Regions from separate parts of the Homo sapiens genome. Here region 1 is linked to region 2. A link is a loop called in an ENCODE intact Hi-C map of the cell type or tissue named here. Cell type or tissue: MCF 10A. All regions are shown on one strand. Each heading gives the region's core, and the rest is flanking DNA. Links, peaks and the distances in the headings are about the cores only.

Evidence for each region. Peaks named below come from ENCODE experiments on the same cell type or tissue, not always from the same donor. Only the 100,000 strongest peaks of a DNase experiment are listed, where the experiment ranks them.
Region 1: it touches region 2 in a loop (4-fold over the local background); 10 of 110 quality-filtered maps call a loop at or near these places.

The regions. Positions count from the first base shown.
Region 1 is chr10:61,825,298-61,839,784 of GRCh38, forward strand. The region is part of intron 2 of LINC02625 (long intergenic non-protein coding RNA 2625); the gene reads right to left. Among named protein-coding and RNA genes, the nearest start is that of LINC02625, 35 kb to the right of the region's middle. In MCF 10A, for the core only: a CTCF peak has its summit at 10,005; DNase peaks (open chromatin) are centred at 7,824, 9,994, 10,454 and 12,104.
Region 2 is chr10:61,130,473-61,144,871 of GRCh38, forward strand. No RefSeq gene overlaps it. Among named protein-coding and RNA genes, the nearest start is that of LINC00845, 120 kb to the left of the region's middle. RefSeq lists enhancers at 5,047-5,276, 5,699-5,993. In MCF 10A, for the core only: a CTCF peak has its summit at 10,483 (motif pointing right); a DNase peak (open chromatin) is centred at 10,479.

The DNA of each region.
Region 1 (14,487 bases), core at 6,488-14,487, 690 kb after region 2:
CAGGCTCCGCCACTAGATAAGGTACAAGATCATTATTTTAGGTAACCAATGACCTCAATCTTCAGAAGCAAGAAAATCTTACTATGTATTTAAATGTAGATAAATATGTATTAGTAATAAGTCTACCAAGAAATTGCTCAGGAGTGAAAGGGAACCTGTAAGTTGTGGCCTGTTTCTTTTTCTATTGCTTTATTATATACTATTTGCACTCTCTCTAATTCTGTTTAATCTCTGCAGTTCTCAGCAGTCAAAATCTTTGTGTTAATTCTCTGTTGAGCAGGAAAAGAAAAAAAAACCCTGCTGATTTCTAACATAATACTTCAAAACAGATCCTGTTTCTGTTACTTCCGCATTACATACCTAGCACTTGGAACTAGTTTTGGTATAGCATAGGTGCTCAATAAGTGCTTTTAATGAATTAATCGGATGCATTTGATGTCATCTCCCTCTTAGGATGTGAGCTTCTCTAAGACAAATATGGTGAATTACTCATTATTTGCTCCTTTGCCCTCACTCCCTAAAGTGATTGGCACAGTATCCAGTACGTGGTAAGGGCTCTATAAATATTTGTTAAATGAATGAAGTATTAATGACAGTACTGCCAACTTTCATAGCCTCAAATTTCTTCTGCTATCGGTTAAGGCCTCTTGCTACATAAATCTTTCATATCAGTGCATTACAGTATTTGAGAATATTTCATTTGAAGAACTCAGCAGAGAATATTTCCCATAAAAAGGAACAGCCCCCTATATTACCTTATTACTCACTAATTTCATAAGAAGTGCTGTTTGCTAAATTCCTCCACCCTGCTTTTGCCTTGTTTTGCACTTTCACTGCTATCTGCTTTGCTCCCAAAGCAGCCCCTCATACTTTGGAAACCACAGGGAGGCAACAATGAACCAAGACTTTTTCCTCATCAAACACTTTCCTTCTAAAGCAAAATCTTTCTTGTCCATTGTCCCACTGTAGCAAATCTCTCCCGAACTTCTGCAGTGCCCTTTTTGTCTGAAGGAATTTCCATTTACCACATCCAGTAAATACCTTTAGTGATCAGTGACTCGGCACCTGATTTTTAACACTCAATCAAGATGCGCTATGTTTCCATCATGTGATGGTTAAATTTAATTTAAAACAAAGAGATTTCTTCACACTCATTCCATTTTGCTTCAGTTTCCAAGGCAATTTGTGTTTGTGCAGAAACCAAATGTGCTCTCTGGAGACAGATGGAGACTGGTTTTTTCTACAGGTGCCTGCCTACTACCTACCTACCTGCTCATCTTTGTAGTCTTAATCTGTTTTCCTTCCACATGAACACTTTTTCTTTAGTTTAAATTTTTATCTTATTTTATTGCATTTATCTTTGTAAGCCACCTTGAATCTATTTGGAATAAGGTGGTATTACGATTCAATGAATATAAAAATAAATTCATATGCCTTATATTCATATTCATATAGCTCCTGCCCCCCTGATGCTTAGAGTCTTCCTAGAAAAATAAGACTTACTTACTTGAGGAAATATGCAAGGGAGTGATTGGCAGACAGTTGCAGGAAGGTAGACAACAGATTCCTATAGAAAGCTACATTTGAAGGGACATTCAAAATTATCCAGCGGAGGTTGTGTGTCCTATGCGGAGTCACCTGAGTACTTAGTGGCAGAATCAAAACAAGTCCTCATCTTCTAACTCCAAACCTTATGCTTGCTTGATGCCCTCAGCTCCTCAATGCTTGCCAAATAGTAAGGCAAATGTGTATAATAGTCCATTGAGGAAGATCCCTCAACAGATATGAAATAATTGGTCATTATTGAGCAAATGTCAATGTCCTCTAACGGTCACCCAAGCAAATATCTGCTCTTAATCATAAACTCTTTTTCAACATTTTTCCCCAAGTCTAAAGAAACTTAAGTAACAATCTTGATTGACTGAAATACTCTCTATCTTGATTCTGACTCAATTAAATTTAATTTTAAAAAATACTCATCTCTGGCCAGGCACAATAGCTCACGCCTGTACTCTCAGCGCTTTGGGGGGCCAAGATGGGCGGATTATCTGAGGTCAGGAGTTTGAGAACCGCCTGGCCAACAAGGTGAAACCCTGTCACTATTAAAAGTACAAAAATTAGCCAGGTAGTGGGTGTCTGTAATCCCAGCTACTCAGGAGGCTGAGGCAGGAGAATCCTTTGAACCCAGGAGGCGGAGGTTGCAGTGAGCCGAGATCACACCATTGTGCTCCAGCCTGGGTTACAAGAGTGAGACTCCATCTCAAAAAAAAAAAAAAAAAATACTCATCTCTCTCCAAGAAGTATTTGAAGCAGCTTATGGGAGGAAAAGAAAAAATTAATAAAATTGGAACTAAAAAGGTGATGCAGCCTGGAAAACATAAGTACTTTGATGTTAAGTGACGATAGCTATTATCTTTGCGCCTTAAACCTAGCTCTGAGCTTCCTGGAAATCCAATCAAAAAGGGAAACACAATTAGTTGCACAGTTCTGTCTAGCTGAAGAACAGAATCATATCTTCTCAGGAGAAAAGAATTATTCTTCTGTCAAATTCTGAGATAATTTTCTCATAAGAAACAATATATAGGGGGATGTAATAAACAATATTTTCAATAATAATTCTCAGCTAAAACAGCAAAATCTATAAAGCATTTTCAATTATAACAAAGAGATCAATGCTTTGTCTTAAATTACATGATGATTATTCTGTGGGGGACCCAGCAATCAACTTGATCAATTTAAAAAAATAGGTAATCTAGAGAAATGAGGAGATTACATGAGCCTTAAATTATCTTCTCTCAATTTTCCTCTCTTCCAGGTACTTGACAGGTTGTAGCTATTACACAATTTCAAGACCTTACTCTCTAGCAAGAACACAGAGGGCAGTTATCCTGAAAACTGTTGAGTGCAGAGTTAAAACTTTGACAACATATAAGCAGATATTAAATTTGACATTGACTCATGCAAACTATTAAAGCCTTCCTGCCTGAGTGGAAGTCCTCCACTTAGAGATTTACTAAACTTCCGAGTCAGGAGGAAAGTTTAACAGCCTCAAGTTACCTTACTGAGGGTTTACTCCATCATCTCATCTGTCAAAAGGGAATAAGAATTACCCACTCACAAAGTGGTCAGTGGAGAGTGACTGTGATAACATTTGAGCACTCTTGGCCCCTCCTTCATTCTCAATAACATGTTTGTTACAAGCATGAATAAGTTCCCATTGGTATTATAGATTCCCACTGAAGGTTGAATATTCATCATTCTAAAAACCTCACAGGCCAGGCACGGTGGCTCACGCCTGTAATCCCAGCACTTTGGGAGGCCGAGGCGGATGGATCACAAGGTCAGGAGTTCGAGACCAGCCTGGCCAATATGGTAAAATCCCGTCTCTACTAAAAATACAAAAATTAGCCGGGCGTGGTGGCATGCACCTGTACTCCCAGCTACTTGGGAGGCTGAGGCAGAAGACTCACTTGAACCCAGGAAGTGGGGCTGCACTGAGCCGAGATCATGCCACTGCACTCCAGCCTGGTTGACAGAGTAAGATTCTGTCTCAAAAAAAAAAAAAAAAAAAAAAAAAACTCACAAAACCAGCCATTAAAGGACTTATGTTCTCCCTCCTTATAACCTATGATTATATCACATTTCCCATTATGTAGTGTAGGAATAAGCAAACTACAGCCCTTGAGCCAATTCCAGAGTGCTGCCTGTTTTTGTAAATAAAGTTTTATTGGAGTACAACCATGCTCACTCACTTACACATTGTCTGTGGCTGCGTTCCTAATATAACAGCAAGCTTGGATAGTTACAAAAGAGCTGACATGGCCTGCAAAGCCTAAAATATTTACCAACTGGCGCCTTATAGAAAGAATTTGCTGACCATAGAGCACATGTCCTCTTATATGCTATATACATCATTTTAAACTCAGCACATCCCAAACTAAGACTTCCACCTCCTCATGTGTGTACATGCACATGCACACACAGACCCCTCGATCCCCACCTTTCCCTTCTGAACTTTACTGTCAATCCGGGTTCCCACTGTTAATGCTGTCATCTTCTGAATCCAGTTGTCATCAAATCCTACCGTCTTCTTTTCCTTTAAAAACTCTCCCAACCTTTCTATTCCACTCTCACTATAGCCCAGATTCCAATTACTTTCCCTGACTCTACTGACATCTTCTTTCAATCCAACTTCTATGATACTGTCTGTGTCATTGTCCCAAAATGCCATTTTTACAGTTTTACAATGCAATTCAAAAACCTATGGTGGCTCTGACTTGCCTTCCACACCAAGTCTGAATTTGCTGTGCTTGGCTTTAAAAATAATCACAGTCTGCCTCCATAGTTTCTGTCAAACTCCAGGTCCCATCCCTTCCAGATCTACTCTGGGCACTCTCGTCTGGCCCATCTCCATTAGCACCGACCTTGCTAAATCTTACCTGTGTTGTTCACTTCCACCATGGCTTCTGTTACAGGTTGAATTTTGTCCCCTCCCCAAAATTCATATGTTGAAGTCTGAACCCCCAATACCTTGGAATATGGCCTTATTTGGAAATAGGTTCATTGCAGATGTTATTAGTGAAGCTAAGATGAGGTCATTTGGGAGTAGGGTGGGCCTTACAAGTGTCCTCATAAAAAGGGGAAAGTTGAAACCAGAGACACAAGGTGACTACCACATGGTCCTCAAAGCAAAGATCTGAGTGATAGATCTACAAGCCAAGGAAAACTCAAGATGGCCAAAGATGGCCAGCAAATCACCAGAGACGTGGAACAGATCCTCCCTCACAGCCTGCAGAAGGAATCAACCCCACTGACACCTTGATCTCAGAATTCTGGCCTCCAGAACTGTGAGACAATAAATGCCTGTTTTCTAGGGCACCCAGTATGCGGGGCTTCATAACAGCAGCCCTGGGAAACAAATGCAGCCCCTGACCTGACCAAGGCTCAGAAGGCTTTCTAGAGGAAAGGTAGCTCTGAAGGCTGTGTGAGATGTGCCTGTGCAGAGAAAGAGACGAAGACAGCTGCAAACAGCAAGGGAACAATTAATAAGCCCAGCAAGCTGGCCTGCATCCTCCCTTCCAAAAGGAAGCCAAGACTGCTTCCTCGAAAGCCTGCAAGGCATTTCCCCGCTTTGTACCACTCCTAGTTGGTCAGAGAAAGAGCAGGAGTGAGGGAAGCTGAGATAAGGAAATTGACTCCAGGATCTGTCTTCAGTGAGTTGCTTTTTGATGTCTACTCTTCCCTTCCTGTCCTTTCCTTGCTGAAAACTTGAGCCCCAACTTTTGTAAAAGGCATGAGCCAAGTGAATCCTCTTCAGGACTCTGTTGCCATGCCCTCCCTTTGCTTCTGTCCTGGAAGTCTCACCTTCCGGCTGGAGAGTCCACAGTCCCTGAACAAAGGCTGCTTGCGAGAGGCTGCCAAGACCTGTGCATTGTCCAGGAACTTCAAGGAGGCTAAACTGGGACCTACCAAATCAGGCAGGAGACTTCTTTCAGAGAATGTGGCCCAGGAGACTCATGAGAGGCCGAGGAGAGCTCTGCAGCTCTGTTTGGCTCTGACATGCAAGCCCATGTGTCTCTGGCTGGTTGTCAGTGAGAAAATGAAACCCCTCCAAGTCACTGGACTCCAGGAGGCCAAAGGCCAAACCAACCCTTCCGCCACCAGGTCACAGAATGTGCGTCTGTGAGCTCATTATCCTCTTCCCCAGAGATACGAATGGTTTGGTAAACTCCTTATCTCAAATGAGGCAAGGTAAACAATGATCGTATTTCTTGATCCCAGGGAAAAAAGAGGCACAAGTGCTGAAGTGAAGACACGACTGATTAGGTGGAGGGAAAAACTGGGCTGGCTTCTGGGGCATGCGACCTGAACACGAAGCCCAATACCTGGTTTAATCCTCTGCTCCTGCCATCTGAAATTCTTAGGAACTATTGAACAAGGGGTCTTGCATTTTCATTTTGCTTTGAATCCTGAAAACTTTGTAACCATCTCTGGGTAGGGGTGTGTGTGTGTGTGTGTGTGTGTGTGTGTGTGTGTGTGTGTGTGTGTTCATCCAGGGGGTGGATTGCTAATGAGTGATGAGCAGAGAAGGAATAGCTCAATTTCAAACCTGTGAGTAGAGGATAGAGAAGTAGCTGATTCCCGTTACTTGCAGTAGTTAGCTTCTACAAAGTTGCCACACACACTGAGTTAGGGAATACTGAGCCATGGCTCCTAGTGGAAATACTAGGCTCAGTTCCTGTGAGCTTCTAGTCACAATTTCATCTCATCAATCTATCAATATATAACCTTCCTTTATAAGTGTTTCTGTTTAAAGACATTATTTATAAAATATATGATATACAATATGTATTATATTATATACTATAATACATATATTTATATCATTTTATGTATTGTTTATATATTATTTACTATACATTATTTATATATTCTATAGATACTGTTACAATATAGTATATAATTATTCTATATATAATTAGTATTGTAGTATTATATACTGTATGTATAGTATATAATTAATACTATATATTATTTATATTATATACTATATATACATTACATAGTATATATTACATAGCATATATAGTATATAACCAATACTATATTAAATATATTAAATACTATATATTATGTACTATATTTAGTATATATACAGGATTACTATGTGACATAGTATATATAATATATAGTATACAATATAAATAATATACGTATGATAGTAAAGTATACATAGTATAATATATGTATTATAGTGTGTATAATATCATATATGTACTATATTATATATATACTATTTGATTCATTAACATTGAGCCCCCTGCCAACCTCACTATAACTCATGTCTGAACAAAGCTTATCTAACACACACATTTTCTCCGTAATTGCATTTAGGAACACTAGACAGCACTTTGCACTTACTTGGGGACCATTGAAACGTGAAATCGCCATCAAAAAGCACAAACATGTGAAAAACATGGCATGCAACAGATTTGTTGACAGTATCAGAGATGAAACAAGAAGGCCGAATGCGGTGGTGTACAACCTCAGCTGGGCACATGCATTTCAGGTGACTCAAATGTTTTGTCACTTTGCGTGGCATCCATCAGTGGCCATGAAAGTGCCCCAGGTATTAGTTTGGAGTTAGAAATATATTTTAGCAAGTAGGTGAATTCACAAATACAGAATCCACAAATAATGAGAATCAAATGAAATTCAACTAGGATGAGGAGCCTAGGATTCCATTTCTGTCACTGCTGTGTGACATCCAGCAAGTTTTTTATCCTCCCTGTGTGTTGGTTTTCCCTTCTTTGTCTGCTGAATTTCTATTTAGCCTTCAAGAGAAAGGTTGAAACAGGCTGAATGTGGCAAACCACCACCTCCTCCATGAGGATTTTCCAATAACTTCAGTTAGAAGTGAATTGTTTCTTTCTTCTAAATATCCCTCAGCATTTTGCCTATTCTTCCAGTATAATGCTAATCTAATCATGCTTTATTGTAATTCATTGCTGATCTTCTATTACTCCTATAAGTATATTTTAAGATCTGTAAGGACAGGGATTACATCTTATTCACCTTTATATCCAAACACTGCTGAGCCCACTTTTTCATAATGCAGGTGCTGAATAGTGATTTCACTTGAAATGACAACAATAAGCCTGGCCTTATCTACCATCGTGGCTTTCATTTTTTGCATTTTTTACTGTGGTAAAATACACATAATATAAAAGTTGCTATTAGTAACATTTAGTACATTCACAATGTTGTGCAAGCATTGCAGAACATTTCATCATTCCAAAAGGAAACACTGTACCCATTAAGCTGTCCCTCCCCATTCTCCCCGTCCCCCAGATCTTGGCTACCACTAATCTGTCCTCTGTCTCTATAAATATGCCTACTCTGAATATTTCATATAGATGGAATTATGCAATATGTGGCCCTTTGTATCTGGCTTCTTTCACTCAGCATAACGTTTTTCAGGTTAATCCATGTTGTACCATACATCAGTACTTCATTACTTTTTATGGCTGAATAATATTCCATTGTATATGGCTATACCACATTTTGTTTGTCCATTCCTCAGTTGATGGGCATTTGGGTTGTTCCCACATTTTGGCTTTTGTGAATAGTCTACCATAATATTTCAATGATTCACTATAGAAATATTAGTAATAATAATGTTTTAGCTATAAAGGTAGAATGCATGTTTACTTGTGCTCCACCCTCTACTAGACTGTAAAGTCCTGAGGGCAGGGACTTTGCCTTCTTCCCCGTAAATTCCCCAGGGCCTTGGCTAGTGTCAGGGCCTTGGCTAGTGTCTGACACAGAATACATGCTCAGTACTTCTGTTGACTAATGAACGATTTCTGCTTAGAGGATTGACTGCCAATCACAATAGATATGAAACATAGCAAAAGTCACCCTTCTATAATCATACAATGTTAGATTTTGAAGTGATCTGATTCAAGATCATCATCCAATATTATTGGGCCCATCATTTCCTAGCTGTGTAACTTGGGCAAGTTCCTTAATCTGTTACTCTAATTCCTTCCCTATAAGGAATATTGTAGATGCATGATCTACCTCAGAGAACTGTTTGATGATTAAGTGGCTTAATGTATATTCGACACTTATTGGGCATTAGATTTAAGACCGAAAGGTAAGTAAATTACCCCCAAGATTGCCCAGCTAGTTAAAAACAGAGCTGGGACTGGAACCCATATGTCTTAGCTTTCCCGTCTTCCAAAATAGTTGTTTGATGGCTGCTCAGAAACTGATGGAGAACAGAGTTTTCTTCTGCAAGGATACCAGCACAGCTTCAACAGTCACGTTTTTAGGGGCAAACATCTCTTTCCTCTTACAGGTGGCCTCTAAGCCCCAACCTCTTTACCTCCTTCTAGCTTCCAAATCTTCCAATCTTTGAATGTCTACTACTCAAAGCAATTTTTCCCAAAGTATATTCCTCAGAACATTCACTTAAACATCCAGCGTAATTTCTAGGTTTAAAAATAATGAGGATGACCAACTGACAGGATAAGAATTATGAAGGTAGTGTTTGAGTAACAGAATAAAATGTTTGGAATATTTCTCTAGGATAATAATGACATATTTTGTTTTTTAAAAATTGGCTTGGAGAATGTTTTTATTTTTTAAAAAATTATTCCTTAGCCAAATATATTTGAGAAATAAGACATCTCTTAGAAAGGGACTATGCAAATTAGCATATAGAGGTTACTAAGGAGTTTTGCATCTAGACACTTTTTAACCCAGCAGTTCCAGAGCATAATGAAATATGAAAACATTTCTCAGCACAATACTTATTACCATCCTTGGAATGCCACAAAACACATTTTAAGAAACACCAGAATTGATTTTTACCCCAGGCATCAAATGGAAGGGACATATGTTAACGCAAGCTCTATGAGAGCAGGTTTTTCTAGTTTTTTCACTGCTTAGGACAGTACCTGGCACACAGTAGAGATTAACTGATTATTTGTTGAAGAATATATGCTCATGGAAATAGCAACTTGGGATTTGGGACATCAGCCCCTGGTAGAGAAGAAGCCAGCACATTAGGTTGTGGGTCTCTGATCTGGTTGTTCTCAGCCAGAAGGTCCCCATGGAGTTGGCTATCCTAAAAGAAGAAGGCCCCCATCCACCCAGGAAGGGCTTCTTGCCAACCAAGATGGCAGGTCCCCACCAGAGTAGAACAGGCATGCAATACAGGCCACAGCTGCCTAATTCACTGGTATCAGTATTTCCACGGATGCCAGTCTTCATGACTTCCACACAAAAATCAGGTTCCCTTACAAATCTGAGTCAATAGGCTTTAAACTGAGCACTCATGAAAGAATAAACTCCACTCCCCTACTCACAGCCAGCCCTCTGGCCTTGTCTAGGCCACGGCCAGGAGCACTAGGGAGGGAAAAGGAAGGTAGCTTCAACTTTTCCTGGCAAAGTGGCCTTCCTTTTCAGAACCTGTAGCTCAGCTAAGTGGAGACACCTGGTGTTTGTTGTTGCAACTTCAAGAACAATACATTAAGACTCGGGGCAGAAAATCAGGCTTTTCATAAAAATTGTGTCATCAAAAAGACGGTTCAGGAAGAAAAAATGCAAATGGCAGCCCAACTCACCCCTACAAGACTTTTTCCCCCTCAATATTTCTACCATCTGAATAGCTTTTCTCCGTATTCCTGTATGTAAAACATGGGGGAAAAAAAACACAATAGCAAGGCACCTAAAATTTGTGAGAATCCAGAAAAGAGAAGAAATCATCTTTCCTGGTTGCTCCATTTTGTCAGGTGTTAAATCAGAGTGCTAACTTTTGTATAATAACTGTTTGCTAATACTTAATAAGTAGCCGGTGTAACACAGTTCCAAAAAATTTTTTTGTTGTTGTTAAGCCTATGCAAGGCCAAAGGAGTATTAAAGTTTCACTACGGAAGAAATATGGCCACTGCCAAGAACTGATTAGTCATAAAATCCGAGGCATTATCATCATCCATCATTGCCTTTCTTTTAATGACTGAACTAAAAAGAGAGACATCAAAGTTTTCAAAATAAGGTTATAAAAATGCTGTACGCAGATGAGGCCTCCAAATATTTTGATAGAACCTGAACAAAAAAAATATAGAAAAATCATTGAAACAAATCACAAAACATATGTTGTTATGTTTTGCTCTAAAAAGCATGAAGTTTATCCAGAACCCTATTATGGTAACTGCTTAGCTTTTCATGCATTCCTAAATTACCATGTAATCTAAAACGTTGTTTTCAGCTGCCCTGTATTGGAAAGTCCCTTAAAATAATCAGGATGATTACAGGCTAGTATTCAGAAAGAAACTTGCTTGTATTATTGTAAATGAAAGTATTATTTATCGGGCAGCCTCCTTTAAAGAAAAAAAAAAAACCCTATCTCAGAAGCACAGAAATACAATGTATTCAGGAAATACCTAAACCAAGGATTGCATTTTGGGCTCTCTACATTTTCAAACACATGGATAGTTGGTGTAAAAATATGTTCTTTTTCTGCAGGGACTTGACTGTAATTAGTGTGTGCCAAAACTCTCTCACAGAGATTTCATTGTCTTATCTACTTACATCATCTTAATGCGATTTTATTTTACTTTGTCAAAGTCATATTAATGTAAATGTGTTCTTGATAGCAAACAGAGTTCTTTTTTATGCAAAACAGGATTCAGCTGACTCTAATAAAACAGCTTGCAGTCTATTAGACTATAACAGTAATGTGCTTATTTTGTTTCTCAAATCAAGACTGTGTCAGAAAGCTATAGATGGAGATTTGTCTTGTTTTTCACAATAATTGCTAGGGTGGGGTTACATTATGATCTTTAAATGAATAGTATCGCTTAGAACAAACACTTCATATATCTTTTATCTTCCCCGGCATACAGTTCTGAGTTTTCTTTGAAAATGCTGCGCTACTTTTCCACATAAGTCATCAGAATGTTTCCAAAGAATTTTAACTGCCAGATTAATTATATCTTGCAAACAAAGATAGATTGCTTACATTCTTTATTCAGAATTCCTGCCAGTGTGGAGCAACTGGCAACAAATTAATTTCTTTTGCAACCATGCAAAATGTTTTGCTATGAAAAGCTCTGGAAGGTAAATGGATCCTTTTAAAAAAAAAAAAAATCAGGTTGCTCATTCTGAAAGGCTAATCTGTAAGCAAAGAACACAGGATTAAATGAATTTGACTACTCCCCCCCACCCCGCCCTCTTTTTTTAGCATCTATGTTATAACCCTCCCATAATGTATTCAGTTAATTAAGTATTGCTGTGACCTGGTGGCAATTTTTGAAATCCAGGGAATTTTTCCCCCTTTAAATTCTGCCTCCCCCACAGAGCAGAATATAATCTGTTTCCAGTCAGTCTGTTTATTTCAGCTGTGCTTCTACTACAAGCCTCTAAAATGTTTTAATAAATTTATCAACCAAAAAATATTACAAACATTTCATTTCCTTTGATTCAGACACACATACACACCAAAAAAAAAAAAAAAAAAAACCTCTGCCTTCATTGCAAATTCTTGGTGGTATGAATCACTCTAAGTAATATTTGCTTTAACTTTCGTGTGGTTCTACAAACAACCTTTATATGGCTGGACTTCAAAGCGAGGAGAAATAAAGGTTAGAAATGTGATAGGAGTAATCTATTATTAGGCATGAAACATTAAACCACTTTTAGCTATAAGTCTTAAAACCTGAATAATCTGGGTTTTTTAAGTAGTGCATATTTATTGTGCTTTCAGCTACACACACATTTATCACAGAGAAGTGTTTGGAAGAGAAATATTTTCCATTGCACTGTGTGCCACAATTTAGTTTAATTTTTCCTAATATTTAATTTAGAAAAACGGTAATATTATAACAGGATTCTCATGTGTCCTGGCCAAAACACTTGGTGTTCCTCACAGAGTGAAATTAATCTGTTACCAGCCTGCTGACCTGAAAGTAAGGTTTAGTAGGCACAGAGCGGGTAGGGCAGAGAAAGGGGTGGGTTAGGGTGGGTAGGGAGATAAGATCTCTTTCTTTTACTAGAAAGGAGAAAAAAAAAGGCTTAGAGGAATGTCTCAACCCACCAATGCCATCAAATGACAGAAAATAAGCTGAACGTGTATTTGAGCCGAAGAGTGTTTGAAAACATTTATTAGCTCCATCCATAACGACATTCACGGCAGGAATGTTAATTGTTAAAATCTGTACTGCAGCTAGTTCTTTAAGTAAGGGGGCTGCATTGAGTGGAAATTCAGCTCCTCGTTTCTTTTTTTCTCCACATATATTTGTACTTAAAAAAAAAACTAATGTTATGAAATAAGTCAGATGTCAGATGGAAAGCTTTCTAGCACAAGGGAATACAGAACAGTGTTAAGGATATATGCATATGCAAGAACAAAAAACAACATTGGTAACAATTTGTTCTTGATTAAATTTGTGCTCCTAATACAGTAGATTAAAAATAAGTCCAACTGTTAAACACATTAGGGTTCAGCCCCTGCTGATGTGCCAGAAAAGCAGCTATCACTCCAGACCTGGCCGGATTCTTTCTGGTAGCCTTGAGACAGGAAATCTGACCCCCAAGAAACCTGAACCCCAAAGTCCATCAGTGACCCCGAAACTTGGGGATTCCTTATTTTCGTCTACTGATTAAACCCCAGAACCTTCTTAATATTTTCTTATACCCAGTCAAAACTGGGTGTCTCTCAGCAAGGCTAAAAGACAATACCAGTTTGGAAAGATGGAGAAAGAATTATGGCTGGGCACGGTGGCTCACACCTGTAATCCCAGCACTTTGGAAGGCTGAGGTAGGAGGATCATTTGAGTTCAGGAGTTCAAAACCAGCCTGGGCAACATAAGGAGACTCTGTCTCTACAAAAAATTGAAAAAAATAAAATTAGCCAGGCATGGTGGCACGTGCTAGCGCTACTAGTCCCAGCTACTCAAGAGGCTGAGGTGGGAGGACCGTTCGATTCAGGGAAGTTGAGGCTGCAGTGAGGCATTATTGTGCCTCTGCACTCCAACCTGGATGACAGAGTGAGACCCTGTCTCAGTAATTAAAAAAATATAAAATTTAAGGGAAAAAATGAAGAATTGCTGATAGCCACAATCAAGGCAATCTTTGAAGAAATTAAGTTGTAGTTTATTGGGCAAATATTTGTAAAACTTGTATCGTTTAAGAAGATTATTGTAAGCCATGTCTGCCTCTCCCTAGAAACGTTATAAATGGAGTTAAAGACATAATTGAATTCCAAAATGCCCAAACCGGTACCGTGGCTCAAGCCTGTAATCCCAGCATTTTGGGAGGCCAAAGCAGGCAGATCACTTAAGGTCATGAGTTCAAGACCAGCCTGGCCAACATGGTGAAACCCCATCTCTACTAAAAATACAAAAATTAGCTAGGCATGGCGGCAGGCACCTGCAATCTCAGCTACTCAGGAGGCTGAGGCAGGAGAATCACTTGAACCCAGAAGTTTGCAGTGAGCCGAGATCGGGCCACTGCACTCCAGGCTAGGCGACAAAGTGAGACTCTGTCTTAAAAAAAAAAAAAAAGAAAAAAAATGCCCAAACTGGAAGGCACTTCGAGATCATAGCCAACTCTCTTCTTTCCTGGATGACTTTCCATGAGGTTAAAGAGAGGGCTTGGCCAAGGTCAGACCAGGGGGAGGCCCCATCTAGCTGAACACGGAACTCAGGCCTTGGTTTCCCCAGCCATGACTATGATATGGTACCATCTGCCTTTTCAGTTTGTTCAAAAAAGAAGACTGAAATTAAATTCATGGGTATAAGAAAAACAACATGTGTCTTCAGGTAATTATATTAATGGCTCTTTACCTAAACTGTTGTGTTATTCCACCTGTACGTTTTCTTAGAGTATGTGTATTTTTCTAAACAAAAATACCAACTCAAATTATTACTCCCTCCTTTCTCCAGCCTCCCCTGCTCCAACCCTAGTGTATTTTTCTGG
Region 2 (14,399 bases), core at 6,400-14,399:
CAAAACATAATTGCTGAGCTTTTGTTCAGGACTGAAGGAATCTCTTTTCATGACCTGTCTCCTTTCATAAACTTTCTAATCATGGACAGTCATTACAATGCTAGCCATGGTTGAGCAAGATTACTTTTACTAGTGATCCGCTGAAGGTAACTTGAGACTGCAAAACCAGATGCCAGAGTATCATTTATTTTTCAGCATGTGGTGAGAGAAAAGTCATTTTAAAGCTTTTTGCTAAGGTATGTGGGGATCACAAAATGTTTCCAAGTTAGACCAATGACTGTTTGCTTCTTCCTATCAGAGAAGGTACACTGAGTACTGGATGAACAAATTCTCTCAGCTGGGAGGTGTGAAATTGTGGCAATTGGAAAGAAAATTTTCCCTCTTCCAGGTGAAAAGAATTGTAGAAAATAATACTTTAACTGAAACCTTGGCCCAAGACACAGACTATTCCTTATAGGGTTACAAAGCTTGGAAGAACTTAACTTGATTACATGGAAGGTGTCAAGATCTAAGCCAGGCCAAAAAAATATGCCTGAAGCAAGGAAATTAAATATTTACATCAGGACTAATGCTTTTTGCCTTTTAACTGGAAGGGCAAGAGAGATTAACACAGGCCTGGCTCCTGAAACAAATATTTTGTCTATTTGGTGAAGTGTATTTCTGGGATAATTTTTTCTTTATATCTGAATTAGTTTTCCAGCCAGAGCCAGACTAATCAATAAGTGACGCAGGCATAGATTGATGTCTCCTGTTCCCCTCCTCTTATGATCTCCTCACCTACTCCCCAAAGTCTGACACTCCATTAACAAAGGGCTGCTTGTGTGCCATAATCATTTTGTAATAAAGAAACCAAATAATGTAGATAAAATATTTAACGTGGTGCATGTCACATAGAAAATACTCAATATTTAACAGTAATGATTATTATTTCACAGTTTCAAAGGTAGCTTCACAAAACTAGTTTTTGAGATGTCACATTATTTCCTTTAGATAAAATTGAATTCAGCTCTGAGTCTTTTTCTTTGTTCTCTTTCATTGGTAGGAAATTTTCTTTCAGTCATTATTAGGCTACCCCCTCCCAGTCCTGTGGCCTAATAGAGAAAAGAGTAGTTGTCTAAATACATATGGCCATTCACTGTTAGGGAACACTTGTATCTGCCTTGCTTGGTCCTGGGACTTTGCTGCACACTCTAAGGCCAAGGGCCTAGACCCCTGTGGGCCACCATTTAGTCCCTCTCCACTGAGGTCCCACAAGCTCTCTTTAGTGCTAGGGGTGAGTTCAGACCCAGTTCCCGAGGGACCCTCAGAATTTGTCCTGGACTTGGGGGTTCCCCTCTCTCCTGTTACTTTCTTTTCCCTCATTTATTCCTATGTCATATTTGCAAAGTCTCTCTCCTTTCACCCCTATAGCAGGGTCTCCAGATTTAGAAAAAAGAAAAGAAAAGAAAAAAAATCTCTGCCCAATTAAATTTGAATTTCAGATTAACAACATTTTTTTTTAGTATAAATATGTTCCATGCAATTCTTGGGACAAACACTAAAAAAATCATTTATCTAAAATGTATATTTAACTTGGCATTCTATATTTTATCTGGCAGCATTACCCTAAGGGTTTCTGCTTTGGAAAGACCCAGGAATGGAAGTTTTGGGTAGGGTCAGATCTTTCAGTGCAAATATTCATTGAGATAGAAGAACAATCTGCATAGACTTAGAAAGGTACAGGGGAAAACCCAGGATCGACAAAATAAAAAATAATATCCATAAATAATCCTGTTACTCTCGTCATCATTGTAGTTTCCATCATCATGTTTATTCCCATCATGATCATTGCCCAAGGTGAGTTGTTGTTAAAGACTCAAGCCCCCTGGGGAAGGCCATAATTCATGGATCTTTTTCTGAACACAGTTTAAATTAAGATAAAAGAGAAGGAGAAACTAGGAGGCATGGGAAGGATGCAAGCTGAGTCAGTGGAACAGAAAGCAAGAGGAAGAGGTTAGGGCCAGAAAGGCAGCTTTACAGCTCATAATTTCACTGATTGGCTTGACTCGGGCAGCACAGGCTGGTAGAACACACTCTAGCCTGACTTCATTCAAGTCTCAGCACCACCACCACCAAGCCATGTAGCTTGGGCAGGTCACTTGACTTGTTCCTCCAGCTGAAATCCCTCATGAGATTCAAACCCAGCAATGCACCCAAATGTTTCCTAAGTGCCCCAAAGTCAACATGTACAAATGCAAATGCAAACTCATCTTCCTCTTCTCCAGACCTGCCATCTCTATATTAGTGAAATGATACCACCATCTTCACAGGGATCAAGGCAGGACACCTACAAGTCATCTTAGACCTAGCTGCAATGTGTTACTCCTGGTGACTGCCACAGTGAATTACCTGGCTGGTAAAGCCTACATCCTCTGCCTCCTTCTCTGCTATGAAAAGTGAGGAGCTTCTCAGACAGAAGAGGCCCATTTGAGGTAGGAGCTGGGACTTTACTTTGGAGGCAGGGCTTAGACTACAGGCCAGATTGAAGACTGGCTTAAACAGGGAAAAGGAAAACACCTCTCCATGAGACATGCCCAACAGTGCCATGTCAGTTTACCATTGCCATGGTAACACCCAGAAGCTACCATCCCTTTCCATGGCAATGAACGAATGATCCACAAGTTACCACCTCTTTTCTAGAAATTTCTGGATAATCTACCCTTTAATTTGTGTAGAATTAAAATTAGGTATAAATATGACTGTAGAACTGCACCTGAGCTGCTACTCTGGGCATACTGCCTATGGATCAGCCCTGTTCTTCAAAAGCAGTACCTCTGCTGTATACTACCACCTCAATAAAAGTTGCTGTCTATTACCACCACTTTGCTCTTGAATTCTTTCCTGGGCAAAGTCAAGAACCCTCCCAGGCTAAGCCCCAATCTGAGGCTTTGCTTGTCCTGCATCACATCCACACTTTTCCAGGAGGACAAAGACACAATGAAGTGTTCAGAGAAAGCAGCAAATGGTTCTTCTGTACATTTAGGGGAAAAGTTGAATTACATATCCTCCTGTATTTTTACAATGACTTTGTGATAGTCCACTCTATCTTTCTTTTCTTTAATTGACTTGAACAAGTCTCTGTTCCTGTCTATCAAAATAACAAACAGAAAATCATTTTACTCTCTTTTTCTCCATGGACATTTTACCAGAAGATGTTGAACAAAACTAGAGTGGCAGGGTACTACTGGGGGATATTTACAGCCTGGGGAACTTCTTGTGTCTTCCAGAGCTAAAAAATACATATTAGAACTTACCATAATGGCAATCTTCTTAATAATATCCCAATGAACAGAAAATTATTTTGGATGAATCCATTGAGTTTAAACCCAGTAGAACAAGGTAAAAAGGCTTTTGAAAAGAAGCAACCAATCTTCTCTACTCTTAAAATAGCCTTTTCTTTCCCATAGAACATAGAGAAAGAAACCAAATAAGTGGGAAATGGATGAGAAAGCACAATCAATACTAATTCATGGTTCCTGCTTTGAAAGGCAGCAAAAAGTCATTCATAATCTCATGTGCTTTTCTAGTTGTGTCACACGAAGGCCTATGGTAAAAGGATAAGAGGAAAAGTAAGGTCATTACCCATGTTTGAAAAATTGTTAAATTGTTTGCGAAAGGAAAAAAATCTCTTCTTAATAATGTCAGAGACACAGGACCTAAGTGAAATCAATTTTGGGTAGTTTGGGATCATTCTAGCCCAGTCAAGAGAAAGTTTCAAAACGGACTGTAGCAATGAGGTCCATTTGTTATAAAACCACCCTAGAGGAGAATGCACATGTAGGCACACGAACACATGCACACCCCATACTTTGTATTTTTTATATATTTGTGTATATAAAGTGTTCTGTGTTTAAAATTTTATATATATTATTGACACTCAAAGTATAAATTCCTGACCCTCTCCCAACAAAAATTAGATTCAGAATTAAGTTTAGATCTTTGGTCAGCTTTTGGTAGGGTTTGCAAATAATTGAATATAGAAAGCAAGTGTTTTCTGTTTTCTGAGTTCTATAAGAATCCAGTGTGTGTATATTTGCATGTGTGCATGCATAGAATTCTTTCCCTTATGGTTTGCGATCATCCTACTTTATGCCTCTCAGATATTTAGCTAGGAAAATGACTCAAGTTTCATAAATGTCATTCCAATATCGGATCATATCCAGAGCTGTTGGTGTGTTTGATGGAGACATACCTTAAGCAACTGTTTATTGAGTGCCTGTTAAGTACTAAGTACCTTCTTCATGACAATCCTCCTAGTTCAGATTTGTACCCATTTTTCAGGTTAAGTCACTTACTCAGGATCATGTTTGACCCCCAAGTAACTGAGCTGGAATTCAGTTCTATGGTGCCAAACTTGAAAGCCCAATCTTCCCATGACTAGTGATGACTCTATGGATCCTGGAGACAGACTGACTTTGAATCCTGTTCCTGTTGCTTTCTAGCTGTTTTACCTTTGGCAAATTACATAATTTTTGTGCCTTAGTGTCCTCATCTGTAAAATGAAAATAATAGTCATTTTAATATTATTTATTTCTTTGCTAATCATTTATTAATTTAATAAGAAATTGCTTAACAAGATTGTTGGGAGGATTAAATCATACAATATATATAAAGTGCTTACCCAACCCATTGTAAGATCCCATCTATATTGGTCATTGTCATGATTATTCTGTACTTTGGCAAGAGATTCAAGCCTTGAAGCTCTCATGGCCCATGGAGATGCTAGTTTACTAGCAATTTGCCCCATAGACTGGTTGGTTCATGGCTAGCAGCAACTACTTTACCTGTCCTATCTCTACGTGCTTCTAAATGGGGGAGGGGAGGGGCTCCAGGGTGTGTAAGCACATCAAATGCAGACAGGATTTCCCCAAATGCATTGCAGGTGCCAGAGGACTGGCAAGCCCATGTTTACTTTCTAGATTACTTGGGAAAACTTGAGAACTCGCTGATGGTGGGATGGCTTTTCAATTAGAATAACCTCACTCAAAATCATACATATTTTTTCCTTTTGGGAAGTATAACTTGTTTGATTCTAGTGTCCAAAACTTACCTTCTCTGAATGCCTCCCACCATGGTGCCTGAGCGAGGGGCTTTCCACTTCAGAATGAGGTCATAAATATGCAAATATTCTTCTCTGTGGAGTTGACTTTACCAGGCTCATTTACAAAGTTACTCAGCTGTGACTTGGCCACTTAAATAACCCTGTTGCTTAAAGATATCCCTTACTCCAGCCATTTACCCTCTAAACCATGTTCATGTTATAGAAAAATACAAATACAAGCACGTTCTGCACGAGCAGTATTACAAAGCTGTATTTTGTCAGTTGTAAATTATATCTGGTTTTGAGGGAGGAAAGGGAGATCAACAATTCTATATTCTATGAAACAATTTCATAAGAAATATTAGACCCTCATAATTCTGAAGTCTCATATGCTAGTTTTATTTTGTTCTGGTAGGTTTTAGAAGCAAACAATTCTCTGGGTGCCTAAAAGTAATGCCTAGGTTTCTGTTTTTACATATTTAAGCTATGCATTTAGATACAATTCAAGCATTCCAGGGTGTTAACGGTGTTTACAAAGAAAACTGCCAGAGGCAAATTCAGGCAGTTTCTTAAATTAATAATGCTTTTGTTCAAACTCCAATTTTTTCTTCCAGTTCTGCTAGAACCAATGTGCATCTTCCCCATTTGTTCAGAGGATAATGATGACAATTTCCATTTACACATTGCATTTCATCTGGAAGGCACTCTCTCTCACACACTACATCACTGTCTTCCACCTTCAGCATGGCAACAGGAAATGCCAACTGCATTATCACAGTCATTGGTCAGTGAGGAGAAGAGAACCCCCAAAGCAAACACCGCATCAGAGGCTGGAAGAAAGGCAGGAAGGCCAAAAGTGCAGTCAACACATTGCTGTGTTTGCTTGGAAGGTAGGTCTGGTTCAAGGAGCAGAATGTCTTCCAGTGACCACCCCTGTATCTTTGTAGGAATAAGTGGGACTGCGGAGCTAGTGGTTTGGAGCTAGACAGACGCACATTTAAGTCATTGGCTTATCACTTTCTTGTCAAGTGTCTTTAGGCAAATCAGCTGATCCCTTTGAGACTTGGTTTTTGCAACTCATTACAGGGGAAGAATAACTCCTACTTTCCAAGGTTATATATGTGGGATATATATGAGTAAATCATGTTATAGGGGGTTACTAAATGTTCTCCAGGATTTGCTGTGATTACTAGTGTTGCTATAGTTACTGTCAGTCACTACTACCTATACAGTTGAATATAATAGGTGTTGTGGACCCTCTTCAAATTGTCTGATCTTAAGTCCTAACAATGGAGACAATCTTGTGGTTTGCACAAAAGAGGGAGGGGTGTTATCACCCAAGGCCCAAATTATAATGCCCTTTTATGGGGCAAGGAGAACATATGGTGTTCCATTAGCATAGCCTACACAAATACTTTACACAGTGATTCTCACATTTTAGTTTGTCTAAAAGTCATCTGAAGTGCTTTTAAAAATACAGATTGCAGGGCCCTGCCCTAGAGTTTCTGATATGGTAAGTTTTGGGGCCCAATAATTTGCATTTCTGAAGAAGTTTCCCGGTAGTGGTAGCACTGCTCTGGGGACAACACTCCAAAGACCGCTGCATATGAGGTGATCAGGTAGCTAATTACCATCCTGGAAGCCACTGATAGCCTACTCTCCAGAAGGTGTTTTGTGTTGGGGGCCAGAGATTTCAGAAGAGGCTGGGCATATTAAAGGTGAAGCCAGGGATAGGTTGAACACCTGCAGAAGGTAAAGACTTGGGGGGCAGGGCAGGTGTCAAGATCCTGTGGCCCCTATTTCACAGTTGCATCTATACTTGCTTGGCTTGGCTTGGCTCAGGGTTTCTGTCCTTTCTCCCCTTCGTGGCTTCCTCTTTCTCTTTTTCAATCTCTCTCTCTCTCTCTTTAGGATCTAATACTTTTTATTATAATGTCATTGAAGCACAAATATAAAACTAGTTACAGTTACCTTGTGCCTATAGCTCTTGCATAGTCAGCTGGGCCATAACAAAGCACACGGGCTGGTGGTTTAAGCAACAGGAATGCACTGTCACAGCTCTGAAGGCTGCAGGTGGAAATCAAGGTGTCAACAGGGCTGGGTTCCTTCCAGGGGCTTTCTCCTTGGCTTGGAGATGCTGTCTCCACTCTGTGTCCTCACATGGTCATTCCTCAGTGCATGTGTGTATCTTAAACTCATCTTCTTATAAGGACATCAGTCAGACAGGATTAGGGCCCAGCCTAATGACCTCATTTTAACTTATTTACCTCTTTAAAGATCTTATCTCCAAATATGGTTGGTTATGTTCTAAGGTACCAGGGGCTAGGACTTTAACATGTCAATTTTGTGGGATACATTTTACTGGCTTCCTCTTTCTAACCACTCCTACCCTCATGGAGTGCCCCTTTCCACTGAGTTGTCTCCAGACTGGCTGATGAATAGACAAGGAAAGAAAGCCTCAGGTGGTAGAAACAGCAAGCTAAGTGGCCTGAAAGCTGGATTCCAGTAGCTAAAAGCAATTTGACTTTGTTGGAGCCTAGAATGCAAAGAGATAGCAGCTTGGGAGCCTGCTGTGGAGTGACAAAGGCAGAAGTCAGGTCACCAATTGGACTCGATCCTAAATACTACGGGATACTACTGAAGGTCATTTATAGGAAGGGACAGTACTTGGTTTGTAATTTAAAAGTCTCACTTTTCTTGCAGTGTGAGAAGTTGACTGGAGAGCCTTGAGCCTGGAGACAGGGAGACCAGAGAAGGGGATGTTGTAGGTGTTTTGGCATGAGACCATGGTGGCTTCCACCTGGGTGAAGCAGCAGGATGGGAAAGACTTCTTGAATCACTATTTAATTATAATCAGAGTTTTGAACCATTTCAGTCATTTATTCCAGTCGTTTATTGTAGTGACTCCCACACTTCAGTAGACAAAGCAATCTGAGCGGGTCCCTGCAACACAGTTTCTGATTCAGTGAGTCGGAATGAGGTCCAAGAATTTCCATTTTTAATAATTTCCCAAGGGATGCTGATTCTGATGCTGCTGGTCTTGGGACCAGACTTTGAGAACCACTGACTTATTCCTATTTTGCTACCAAGAGAATTACAGCCTTGAACCCTTCCAGCTAATAGGGCCTCAGCTTTTGGTAACCAGCGTCAGTATGCTTAAATAAAACATTGAACCTGTTCACTAAGATTCTGCTCCTCCAGCATCTGCATCAGTTCACCAAGCTCTCTCAGGCTCTAATTTGTCTTCGTGAACCATCAGCCTTGCTCTAACTTTTCCAACAACTGCTTCCTCTCAGGCTTCACTTGGCTTCTACAGCAAATGGAACCTGCTCATCCCCAAGAGATTCTAATTAACTCTCTTGGGGCCAACTCCCTGAGTGAATGACTTGAATAACTCAGCATGATTGCAATGTTTTATTTATTTAAAGATTCCAAATTCTTCTACCCTGCATGCCTATGTTAAACAAGGACAACCCAAAAAACAATCATGAATTAAAGAAATGCTTCTTTATACCCTGAGTTGTTCCTCTGTTCTCCGACTCTTTCCATGTTCCTTTAACTTTCACAGATGGCCAATCTTTCTTGATTTTAATTTGGCAAGGGCCCTCCTTAAACATATTTTGATGATGGTAATAGAAAATAAAAATTAACTACAAGACTGCTGTCCTAATCTGTCATTAACAGGTTTTTCTTCCTTTGGAAAGATTAGCAGAGTATGAATCATTTCAGAGGGCTTCTTTTTCTTTTCTTTTCCTTGCTTTGTTCCTCTCTCCCTTCCTTCCTCCCTCCCTTCCTTCCTTTCCTTCTTCCTTTCTTTTTCTTTCTCTCTCTTTCTCTTTTACTTTAATCTTCTTCTCTCCCTCCTTTCTTTCTTTCTCTCTTCTCCTTTCCTCCCTTTCTTTCTTCCTTTTTCTTCTTTTCCCTTTTTTTCCCCTTAGGCCCAACCCTTCCAGTCCCCGTTTTTTGCAGTGTCGAATTTCTTGCCACAAAATTGATGCAATTGCCGCATTCTCTGCAATGAATATACAGGCTCCCTTCTTGCTCTCAGAGAAGTGAAGCCTATCCTTGTTACCTTCAGCTCCCCGTACCAGTGAGCAACTTGGCCACGCAGGGACTTTAGGGCCTGAGAATGGATTCCTCGAAGTACTCTGCAGGAATTGATTAAAACAGGAAGGAGAGGGGCGGGGAGATGAGAGAGCCAGCAGAGGAAAATAACATGTTAGTGCTCCTTTGTGCCTTACTGAAGTCAAGGCTGACTTCATAGTGTCACTCAGGGAAGGAGGCCAGGATTCTAAAGAGGAGAAATGATTAAGAGGGAAGCACAGAGGAGGATGAATTCAGAACCAAGCAGGGAAAAAACCTCATACCAGCCATTATGATAAAATCAAGTAGGTGCAAGGAAATGAATGGGCAATTTGAGAGTGAAAATTATTTTATATCAGGCAGAAGACAGGATTCAAGGGTACTTCTAGCTTCAGGTATCTCTCACCATGCAATGTATTGATGTTGAGCTGTAAAATAAATTACTTAGAGTCTAACTTTCCCATTGGTTTTATTATTAAAGTTATTTTATAATATAATTTTATAATATAAATACATTTAATATATACTTATATGAATATAAATATATTTATATTTTAAATATAATAATGTTATGTGTTTACAAATGATTCTAAGTTATATAAATTATTTTCATAAGCTATACAGATCTTTCTAATGAGTGAGGTGAGGACTTTTGATGAGCAAGAGGAGGAGTTGTAGGCTGCTCCTGTGGCATGCTGGGTGTTTTAGAGAATTGAATGGGATTTGACTTTCCTCATTTTCCTTGTTTTTGTTCTTACAATCTGATTTTTTAATAATGGATCCTTCCTTTCTTTCTACCCTTGGTAGAAGTAAGAAGTATTTATTTCATACTTAGAAGTCCCTAGTTTCCATATTTACAATGCCAAATTTAATCTCCTTATCTTTTGCCTAATTTGAGCATAGAAAAAAAATTTTTTTCATTAACTTGGATTCCAGATTTGCAATCTGTGAGCTTTCAGATAGTGTCACTTAAGAAAAAAATCAATCAAGATAGGGTCATACAATTTTTGTCCACTTAGGGGAACAAAGTGACATTGAGAATTTTTAAAACTTCAATTAAGAAAAGAATTAATTGCAATTTAAGGCAAATCACTACAGTATAAGCTGAATATTTGCTACAGTAAACAAAAATATTGTCTGTAAAGACATAGACGAACTCACTTTGTGTCTAAGTCAAATTACCTAGAGTATTTGAATGAGGCAAAAGCGTGTAAAAGTGATGTTCTCCTACCATGGATTTCGCCCAGTTCAGTCTGGCTGTTTTCCATTGTGTCTGACTTCCAGAGGTTTTGTAGTACAATGTTCAGCAGTTCTGGTTGAAAACACTACATTTCACCAATAGGTGTCACTGTCTAACGCATGATATATTCAGACATTTAAAAAAATTATCATGTATGGATTTCGAGGTTCTGTAATTCTAATGAATTCCATACTTTATCAGTGTCGCAGTGTAGAAACATTGAGCATTAAGTTTCTATAGAGCAAAGACTCTAGAGGCTGCTGGGGGCAGAGGAAGGAGGTGGATCAGATACAGAATTCTAGCATTTTAGCTATTTCAGGGGGAAGTTAAGAGTAACAGTACGGATCTTGAGCTCACTGGCACTCAGAAGACTGTGATCAAGCTGATGACATAAATAATTTGAACAATTGCTTCTTGAGGCTCAATTGCTTTTTCCCCCCTTTAATCAGTGAAGAGTTGCCCTTGAACACTTGACAAAGCAGGCAGTATTTAGGGATTAGAAAAAGAGAAGAGAATCACTGTTTTGTCAAATTCTCTTAAAGATTTAAAGGCCTAAGTTGAATTCCCCCTCAACTTTTTTTTTTTTTTTTTTTTTAGACAGGGTCTTGCTCTATCACCCAAGATGGAGTGCAGTGGCATGACCATAGCTCACTGCAGCTTTGAACTCCTGAGCTCAAGCAATGCCCCCACCTCAGCCTCCCTAGGAGCTGGGACTACAAGGTGCATGCCAGCACACCCAGAAAATTTTTTAATTTTAATTTTAATCTTTTGGTGGAGATGAGATCTTGCTATGTTGCCCAGGCTGTTCTCAAACTTCTGGCCTCACGGGATCCTCCCACCTCAGCCTTCCAAATTGCTGGGATTACAGATGTGAACCTCCACACTGGTCACTTTCATCTTGATGGTACAAGAAGAAAGTTGCTTTTCCATGAACTTTAGTGAACCTCATGGAAAGTTTATTTTTTATCAACTGCTTTAAAATTTATTATGGAGGTTTTTGAACCTATACAAAGTTAGAGAGAATAGTATGATATACCTTGATGAGCATATGACACAGCTTTAACTATTATCAATGTATGGCCAGCCCTGTTTCATCTGTACCTTCTCACCTCTGCCTTACTCTACTGGATGATTTTGAAGTAAATACTAGACATGATATAACTCCACCCCTATATATTGATGTATGTATCTCTAAGAGACAAGAACACTATTTTTAACCATTCTTAATATCTTAAAAATTAACATTATTTTTAATATAATCTAATATGCTGTCAGTATTCAACTTTTTTCTTACTGCTCCATAAATATCTTTTCTTTTTCAATTGGTTTATTTGAATTAGGATTCAAATTGCTTTTGGAGGATGGGTTTTATAAAACTCTTCTAAGGTGTAATAGTTTTCTTCTCTCTTTTTAAAAATGCTATTTCTTTGCTTGAAGAAGCTGGATCTTTTGTTTCATAGAATATCCTGCACTCTCGAGTCAGCCTATTACATCCTTGTGATGGCATTTGGTATGGTCATCTATCTTTTGTGTATTTCTTGCAAACTGAAAGTTATATCTAGATGCTTGATTTTATTCATGTTCAATTTTTTTGAAAACACTTTTTATAGATGATGCTCTATTTTTGTCATTGTATCACATAAGAAGCATATGATGTTTGACACACACACATACTCTGTCTGCTGTATTTAATTTTTTACTTTATTTATTTATTTTTTAATGTTAAGATTACCTAAGGATTCAGGTGCTATCAGCCCGATTCATGAATCATTAGTTTTAGCAATCATGACGACCATTGTGTTGACCTATTATTTCATTGGGGATTAAAAATGGAGATATTCTAATTCAATCATCCCTTCTGCAGTTACTAAATGGAATTCTCCAAGAATTCTTCCTCGTCAACTATTTGACTCCTTTGGAATACAGTTTGTGTAGGAAAGGCAGGATAAATGCTTGAATTTTATCTCCCCTTTATTTACCAGATGAAGAATGAGGAGTTGCTGCTTTAACAGCTTTCAAATGAGACAAAAGAGGTGTTTAAAAAATATATCCTTATTACCTTGATTAAAAAAAATTTGATGTGTTTCATCTTTAGTTGATAGGGAGTTTTGCTTTAACTTGACTCCAATTATCTCTTGACATGACCCTAGTGAATGGGGATAGCCTCTTTGCTTTCTGGTATGACAAGATGTTTCAGGCTCATATTGTGAATTTATTCTACCAGACCTGAAATCAGTCACTTCTCCAATGATACAAGGTTCTTTTTGTGGAGATGGTATTTAGAAACCACAATCTCAACACTAGGGGTGCTCTGTACCACTTAGGTGGTCATTACTTTTAGACCTTTGTGTAAATAGAAGTAGGTAATAGGTAATACATATACACACACACACATTAAAAAATACATCATGAGAATATTAGGCTTTTAATTTAAATGCAAATCTACAGGTCTCATTGAACAATATTTCCATTTAACTACGTTTCAGGCTTTTATAAGATCCAGCTTAGGGAAAATTGAATTCATGACATTTAGTTTGAGTTTAGTGAAAAATATTTATGTGATTTTTTAGTTGCTATTGTGTGTGGTGAAGCTATTATTAATCTTCAGTGTATAGAACCATTACTTCTCTGGTTCCCAGAAGTAGAAATGTGAATGATGGAGAGAAAAATAGATTTGCAATGTATGGAACCTGAAGCTGGTCTCTGAAAAATTCTTCTAATCATCAGACATGTTTAATTTTTAGTGGAGGAGTCAGTTCTCATCAACATCTAGTCAAAATGAAAGTGCTCTGCTGTTAGGAATATATTTGATAAAGCAGTATATATTACTGTAAAAGCAACATACACATTTTTAAAATTTATTTTGTCATAATTCTTGTTTTTAGGGTACAAATTTACAATGGGAGTGTACAAACAAGTACATGTTTTTGTGAAGTTGCATATTTTATGTATCCCAGTTATCAATAACAAAACTAATTTTGATTTATTATTATAGAAAAGATTAAGGGCTGGGCATGGTGGGTCACACCTATAATCCCAGCACTTTGGGAAGCCAAGGTGAGTAGATCACTTGAGCCCAAGAGTTCAAGACCAACCTGGGCAACATGATGAAACCCCACCTCCACAGAAAATACAAAAATTAGCAGGGCTTGGTGGCATCTGCCTATAGTCCCAGCTACTCGGGAGGCTGAGCTTGAAGGATCACCTGAACCTGGAAGGTGGAGATTAAGGTGAGCCACAGTTGTGCCCCTACACTCCAGCCTGGGCAGCAGAGCCAGACCCTATATCAAAAACAAAAGCAAAAAAGATTAAATTATCTTTCTATTCTTTTATAGGAATTGATATTAGGAAATTGTTCTTATAGGAAGAGATGATAAAAAGATTTATAGTCAAAACTGTAAAGAATGCATACATTATAAAGGTATCTTAGGCACTTAGTTTATAAAACTGTATTGGGTTTTTTTTAAATTTTGTGACAGTTGAGTATTTGTCAGCTATTTCAAATTCCTTGTTTGTTGTGATTTCTTAATCTAAACAAATATGCACTTCCACCCCTAATTTGTATTTTAAATTTTATACTATTATTTTTTGAAGTGGTCCCCCCAAACTGCAGAAATCCGAGACCCCACAAAATCTGGAATTACCAGGTGTTGGTTGCTTTTCATTTAACCTTTGCCATTTTTAGCCCTTCTCTGCCCTATTCTGTACCCTAGGACCCTACAGATTTTCTCAGCTGGGCTTACCTGTTCTTTGGCTTCAAGAAGAGAAAAATGTTGGAATATTCATTCTTTTTGCTTCCTTTTGTCTCTCATCCTAGTTGCAGTAGTGAATGTACTCTGCTAAGACCTCAGGACTTGGTGGAAGGCTCACACTTCACAGTTTCAGCTTTTATGGGGCCTTGTAACACCATTTTCTCCATTTTCCCTTTCAGGCCTGAGATATAAAGACATTCTCCAAGGTTTCATTATCCTTACTGATTTCCTTAATCCTCTTCAA